2 separate regions of the Homo sapiens genome follow, and region 2 is linked to region 1. The links are chromatin loops, found by intact Hi-C in ENCODE. Cell type or tissue: mammary epithelial cell. All regions are shown on one strand. Links, peaks and the distances in the headings refer to the core of each region. The heading gives the core; the rest is flanking DNA.

The links. Hi-C counts contacts between places; a loop is a spot of excess contacts. Peaks named below come from ENCODE experiments on the same cell type or tissue, not always from the same donor. Only the 100,000 strongest peaks of a DNase experiment are listed, where the experiment ranks them.
Region 2: a loop joins it to region 1, with 5 times the contacts of the local background. A loop is called at or near these places in 2 of 110 quality-filtered maps.

Annotation. Positions count from the first base shown.
Region 1 is chr15:83,976,792-83,979,711 of GRCh38, reverse strand. All of the region lies in intron 20 of ADAMTSL3 (ADAMTS like 3), which reads right to left. Among named protein-coding and RNA genes, the nearest start is that of GOLGA6L4, 260 kb to the left of the region's middle. In mammary epithelial cell, for the core only: no CTCF peak of the experiment used is centred there; a DNase peak (open chromatin) is centred at 1,511.
Region 2 is chr15:83,853,393-83,856,312 of GRCh38, reverse strand. The region is part of intron 7 of ADAMTSL3 (ADAMTS like 3); the gene reads right to left. Among named protein-coding and RNA genes, the nearest start is that of ADAMTSL3, 200 kb to the right of the region's middle. In mammary epithelial cell, for the core only: no CTCF peak of the experiment used is centred there; a DNase peak (open chromatin) is centred at 1,762; H3K27ac peaks cover 2,465 bases.

The DNA of each region.
Region 1 (2,920 bases), core at 324-2,823:
TTTCTGGTTTTAGCATCAGAAATCATTATACTTTACTCTGAGTAATTAGCTCATTTCCTATCTAATGAATTCCTAAACTGCAATTGGCAAGGTTGCCTTTTTCAAGATGGCTGTTAAAGCAAGTTTGGAGCCAAATTAGTGCCTACATGTAAAAGGAATATAAAATTCAAGACACAATCACATATTAACGTTGTTTGTTCTCCTTTTTTTATTACTCACCTGCTTCTATTTTTACTAATTGGATTGCATGTTATGAATACTTAGAAGTAGCCTATTGTAACAAGGCAAGGTATGCCTACCCGTGTAAGTATCATTTTTATTTAAAAAGATCCAGGTGGACACTGTCTGGCTATGGGCCTTTCAGTGGTGGACAATATAAAAGATGGATGTGCACATGGATGGTTTTGTAACTCACTTCTTTGCAAGCAGAGCATAAACTGTGTTCAGTCAAACTTTTGAATTAATACAACTAAGGAATATGTGGAGATCGATTGTTTCAAGGTAGCAGTGGCTGCTACAGATCGGGTGGAAGCTTGAATGTTCTTGCTCTCACTGGGATGGTGCGGAAGCACACATGGGGAAACGTCTGGCTAAACAGCTCAAGCTGGGGATGACCTGATTCTAACATGAAACCCACAAAGCATCCTGGTGCCCTGGGACCAGCAGGAAAGTGGGTTCCAGTGATGCTCATTTCCACTGGTACCACATGTCCCTCAGCTGAGCTTGGGGCTTAAAGTTGATGGGATTCTGACTCCTTCTAAGGGAGGCCATGAAGCCTCAGGTGGTGGGCAGGGCATAGCCTTGGTGAAGAGCCTGCCCAAATGGTGGGGTGAACACAGAAGAAGCCCAGCTGCTCCCTGTGGCTGCATGCCCATTTACTGGAAGGCAGGCCTTGTGGCCCCAGATGGTCCCTTTCCCAACTCTGCTTTGGCCATTGCTCACACTGGGGTATGGGGCATTTTGACTGGCAGGTGTGCCTGGGGAGTAAACGGGGATTCCAGCCAGAGATCGGAATTCATGGGCTCTGCCAGGCTGCCAGGTTCCACAGTTTGAGCCACTTCCTTTCTTGGGGCTCCTGTGAGTTCCTTGAGAGCAATGCCTGGAACGTGGCATCATCAAACATAGTTCTTGGGCAAGAAACCGGTCTGGTTTGGGGTGACCTTCCTCTCTCATCTGGAGATGCCCCAAAACAGCAACACTGGCCAAGCCTGATTAGGCAGGGGCATCATGCACTCTGCAGACAGTGGCCAGGTACCAACTGCAGCACCCTCCTGAAGGGGCTGCTGGGCTGTGCAAGAGCATTAACCCATCCCTCCACCTCTCCCACTGTGCTAAATGTGAGAAATGCCACATTCTAGAAAATGAAATGAGCTTTCTTCTGTAACTCCTCTCTCTGGGTCTTTGTGCAGTCTGCCACACCCAGTCAAGGCCAGTTCTGGGTGCCCAAGGCCATCTATGGCAATGACCTCAGCTCCTTGCTTACTGGGTCCTGCCTTTACTCCAGTCATATCCCTGGCATGGCTTCAAGTCCTGGTGCCAGGCCAGGTTTCTACCCCAAGCCATCTGGCTGGATATTTCTGCATGGTCTTGGCAGCATTTGCTCTGGCCATGACACAGCATCAATACCTTCCTATTACCCTGCTGGAACCCTGGCCTCTCAGGAACCAGCCCTGAATATGGCTGCTGGGCTGGTGCTGGTTTCCACTCCTCCCAATAGGAGTAAAGATCTGAGAAGCTCATTTGAAGCTGTACCAAGAACCTGGGCAGATACTTTGGATTCTCTTCAGGCTTCTCTGAACACAGTGGGCTGAGAGGAGGCCACCAGGGATGCTGTGGGTGGATTCTGAAATGAGCAGTGGAGGCCCCTGAGGCCCATGGAGGCCCGGCTACAGTAAATTCAGGTTGCTTCTGTGTTACTCTTCCACCAATTTCAGTCTGGCTTCTGCTCCCAACACCACATTAAATGTTACTTGGAAGAGACAACCAAGGGCCCCCTAGTGACAAATTCAGTGCCTTCTCTTCAGTATTCTTACTTGACCGTCTTAGGGCATGTGGTAACTTTAATCACTCACTTCATGAAGAAGTCTCTCCTCCCCAAGATTTTTTTTTTACCTTTTTTTTTCTGGTCCTTTCTGACCACCATTGCCAGTACCCAGCTGGCTGTTTCTACCCCTCAGGTGCCAATGCACAGCCACTATCTCTCTTGCTCTATGCTTTTCCTTGGATGATTTTGTAGTTTTAACTAACAACTCTAGGTTAATGCCTTCAAGTTTATCTGTCTAGCCTAGATCTCTTTCTGGAACTTCAGACCTAATTATCCACTTCTTACTGGAAATCTCTTCCAGGTCCCTCAAGTTTAAATGATCATAATCTAAACCAGCAGTCCCCAACCTTTCTGGCACCAGGTACTGGTTTCATAGAAAACAGTTTTTCCACAAACCAGTTGTCGGGGTGGGGATTGGGGGCTAGATGGTTTTGGGATGAAACTGTTCCACCTCAGATCATCAGGCATTAGATTTTCATAAGGAGCTGCAACCTAGATCCCTCGCATGCGCAGTTCACAATAGGGTTTGTGTTCCCATGAGAAGCTAATGCCGCTGCTGATCTGACAGAAGGCAGAGCTCAGGTGGTAATGCCTGCTTGCCTCCCGCTCACCTCCTATTGTGCAGCTCAGTTCCCAACAGGCTATGGACCAGTATCCGTCCATGGCTTGGGGGTTGGGGACCCCTGATCTCAACATGTTATATGCCCCCTACCCTATCCCATCCCAATTATTCTCCTCTTCTTATATTCCCCAAGTTAATGGCGTCAACTTCTGCCAATTTACTCAAGCCAGAAACCAGGGAATCATCTAGATCATGGGTCCCCAACCACCGAACCCCCTGTTAGGAATCAGGCCTCACAGCAGGAGGTGAGTAAG
Region 2 (2,920 bases), core at 224-2,723, 120 kb after region 1:
GCCTGTAATCCCAGCTACTTGGGAGTCTGGGGTGGGAGGATCACTTGAGCCCAGGAGGTTGAGGCTGCAGTGAACTATGATCAACCCATTGCACTCCAGCCTGGGTAACACAGTGAGAGCTTGTCTCAGGGGGAAAAAAAAAAAAAAGGAAAGGAAAGGAAATGATGCATACTACAGCATCAGTCATTTTAAGGAGGCTAGCAAACAGCTCATCGTTTTTGAAAACTGGTAAGTAAAGAAAAGATTAATGCATTCATCATGCTTTGTTGTTTTTCTTTTGTTTTGTTTTGTTTTTGTTTTTTGAGACAGGGTCTCACTCTGTCACCCAGGCTGGAGTGCAGTGGCCTGATCTAGGCTCACTGCAGCCTCTACCTCCTGGGCTCAAGCAATCCTCCCAACTCAGCCTCCTGAGTAGCTGGGGCCACAGTTGCATGCCAGCATGCCTGGCTAATTTTTGAATTTTTTGTAGAGACTAATTTGAACAAACAAGCAAAAGTGATAAAGACTTCTGAAAAATCCTCTCCTCCATAAAATCAGTAAAAACATGGTCAGAACCAACATTTTTAAAACTCTGGAAATTAACCAAAGGCTTGCAACAATCTGAGCAGTAATTATCAAAGAAAAATGCTCAGTAAGAACAGTGAGCTTTGTGGCATGCTAAGCTGCCTATTTCCATCTCTCCCCATTCTCCACCTCCATGGTAACCTTGAAAACAACAGCCCGTAATCATAGTGCAAACCAGCAGCCTGGCAGACTTTGCAGGGGTAGAATGGGTTTGGAGCTCCTTCAATGCCCAATTCCCAATTATTATTTGACCTGTGTAGTGGTTCCCTGGAAGACTTCACTCACAAAGCTGTCTTTGGTTTATCTAACTGGGAGTTTGCCCAGTGTAAACAGCTTTTCCCCAGGAGGCATTTGTCCAAAACAATCAGAGATACTTATATAACATTGAGGCTGCATGAGGTGGTGGATAACAATTGGGGAAAACAATAAGCTAACCAAAAAGCTGGGAATGAGATGTCCACAGGTGGTTTTGAAAAACTCCAACATATTCCTGAAAATCTAGAAGACCGCATGTCTATGTGGGGCTCTGCGTATGCCAGAGCTTTGTGCATGCCCAGAAACAACCTGAGAAGGTCCTAAGCTGTCATCTATGGCTAACCTACAGACTCTAAGGAAGCAGGAAGTAAAGGCCAGAACAAAGTTGTCAATTACCTTGGCTGAGTGTTGAAGGTGTAACCCAACATAGACACATATGCACACACACACAGACACACACACACACAAAGTCCACTAAAAATAACCAACTCTCCATGAAAAACCAGGTAATGCCAGGTCTGGAGTAGGGAAAATTCAAGGTGGGCTTGGAACACCTGTTGCTCTAGAAACCAAGGCAATGTCTAAAATTCAATGGAATTATGACAAAAGAAGACAGTTTAAAGTGCTCCCACTGGCTACATTTTGGACAATTTGAAACCCAAAAAGAATATTGTCAGTAACATATAAAACATTAAATAAATAAAAATCTCTGAATACAGAGTGAGAAATTAAGAAACAGAAACCTTTTTTTAAAAACAGAAGAATGAGTGAAGAAGGAATGATAGAATTAGAAAATAACCGTTTGCAACTCTCTGTGTTAAATACTGTTTCAGGCAAGGATCATCAATGTACACTAAAGCCATTGTGTGAAAGACTGTTGCAAGCCAGAATATTTACACGTTGTCAAGGCATCACTCTGCAGATTTCTTACAGGGAAACATGGATCTATACAACACAGTATGTGTAGTTCACCACCTGTGTGAGTAATACTGGATCAAGCTGACATCATCAACTTCCTGATATGATGCAACATAAATCACGCATCACTTTTGATGTGCTGCTGCCACAAATGTTCAATCCAATTCTAATTAAACCTAAGACCTTGCTGATCAATTCACAGGAATTACGTGAGGGAGATCAACAAATTAATCAAATTAACAAATTTTGTCTGGATTAGACAAATCCAGAATATGGGACATGCTAAAATACAACTGGAATGAACTCTTTACAAAGTCGATACCATGAAAAAATAAGTGCACTAAAAAAAAAGAAACTAAAGAGATAGAAAAACTAAATGCAATGAGTGAGCCTTGACCAGTTCAAGGGGAAAAACAACTATAAAAGGAGAAATTTTAACATAGATTGGATATTAGATAATATTTAGAAATTATAATTTTTTAGGTGTACTAGTGAGATGATGTTATGAAGAAGATCCTTATTTTTAGAAGAGTCATGCTAAAGTATTAATACTTAGAAGTAAGTGTTGTGATGTCTGTAAATTAACAAGGGTCAGCTAGCTAGTTGGATGGAGGAATTAGATAGATAGATAGATAGATAGATAGATAGATAGATAGATAGATAGATAGAGATAGAGTGATAGGGATAATGAACCAATGTAGCAAAATATAAGTAATTAGTGAATCTAGTTGAAAAAATGTACAGTAGTGAATTGTGTTATTTTATCAACTTTTATGTATGCTTGAAAATTTTACACAGTACAATTTTGGAGATAAAACTACATTCCAATGTCATTAACATCTATTTGATACCAAATTCCTAAGTAAAATATTTGAAAAGAAAATTTAATCATAAATTTGAATTATGCACTATATACAAATGAAGTTTACCCAACAAATGCTAGTGTTGCTCAAATTTAGGAAACCTACTAATGTAATTTACTATATTAATAGACAAAGTAGAAAAGTTTGATTACCTCAAATAAGTTTCCAGCATTTAGTAAAATTCAGTCATTATTCCTGATAAAAATTCTGTATATAAAATAAAGTAAATGTTTGTAACACCATTTATAAATGCAAGTCATGATTAATATGCTTAATGCTTAAACATTAGAAACACTGCTGTTTAATTGGGGAAATGATGG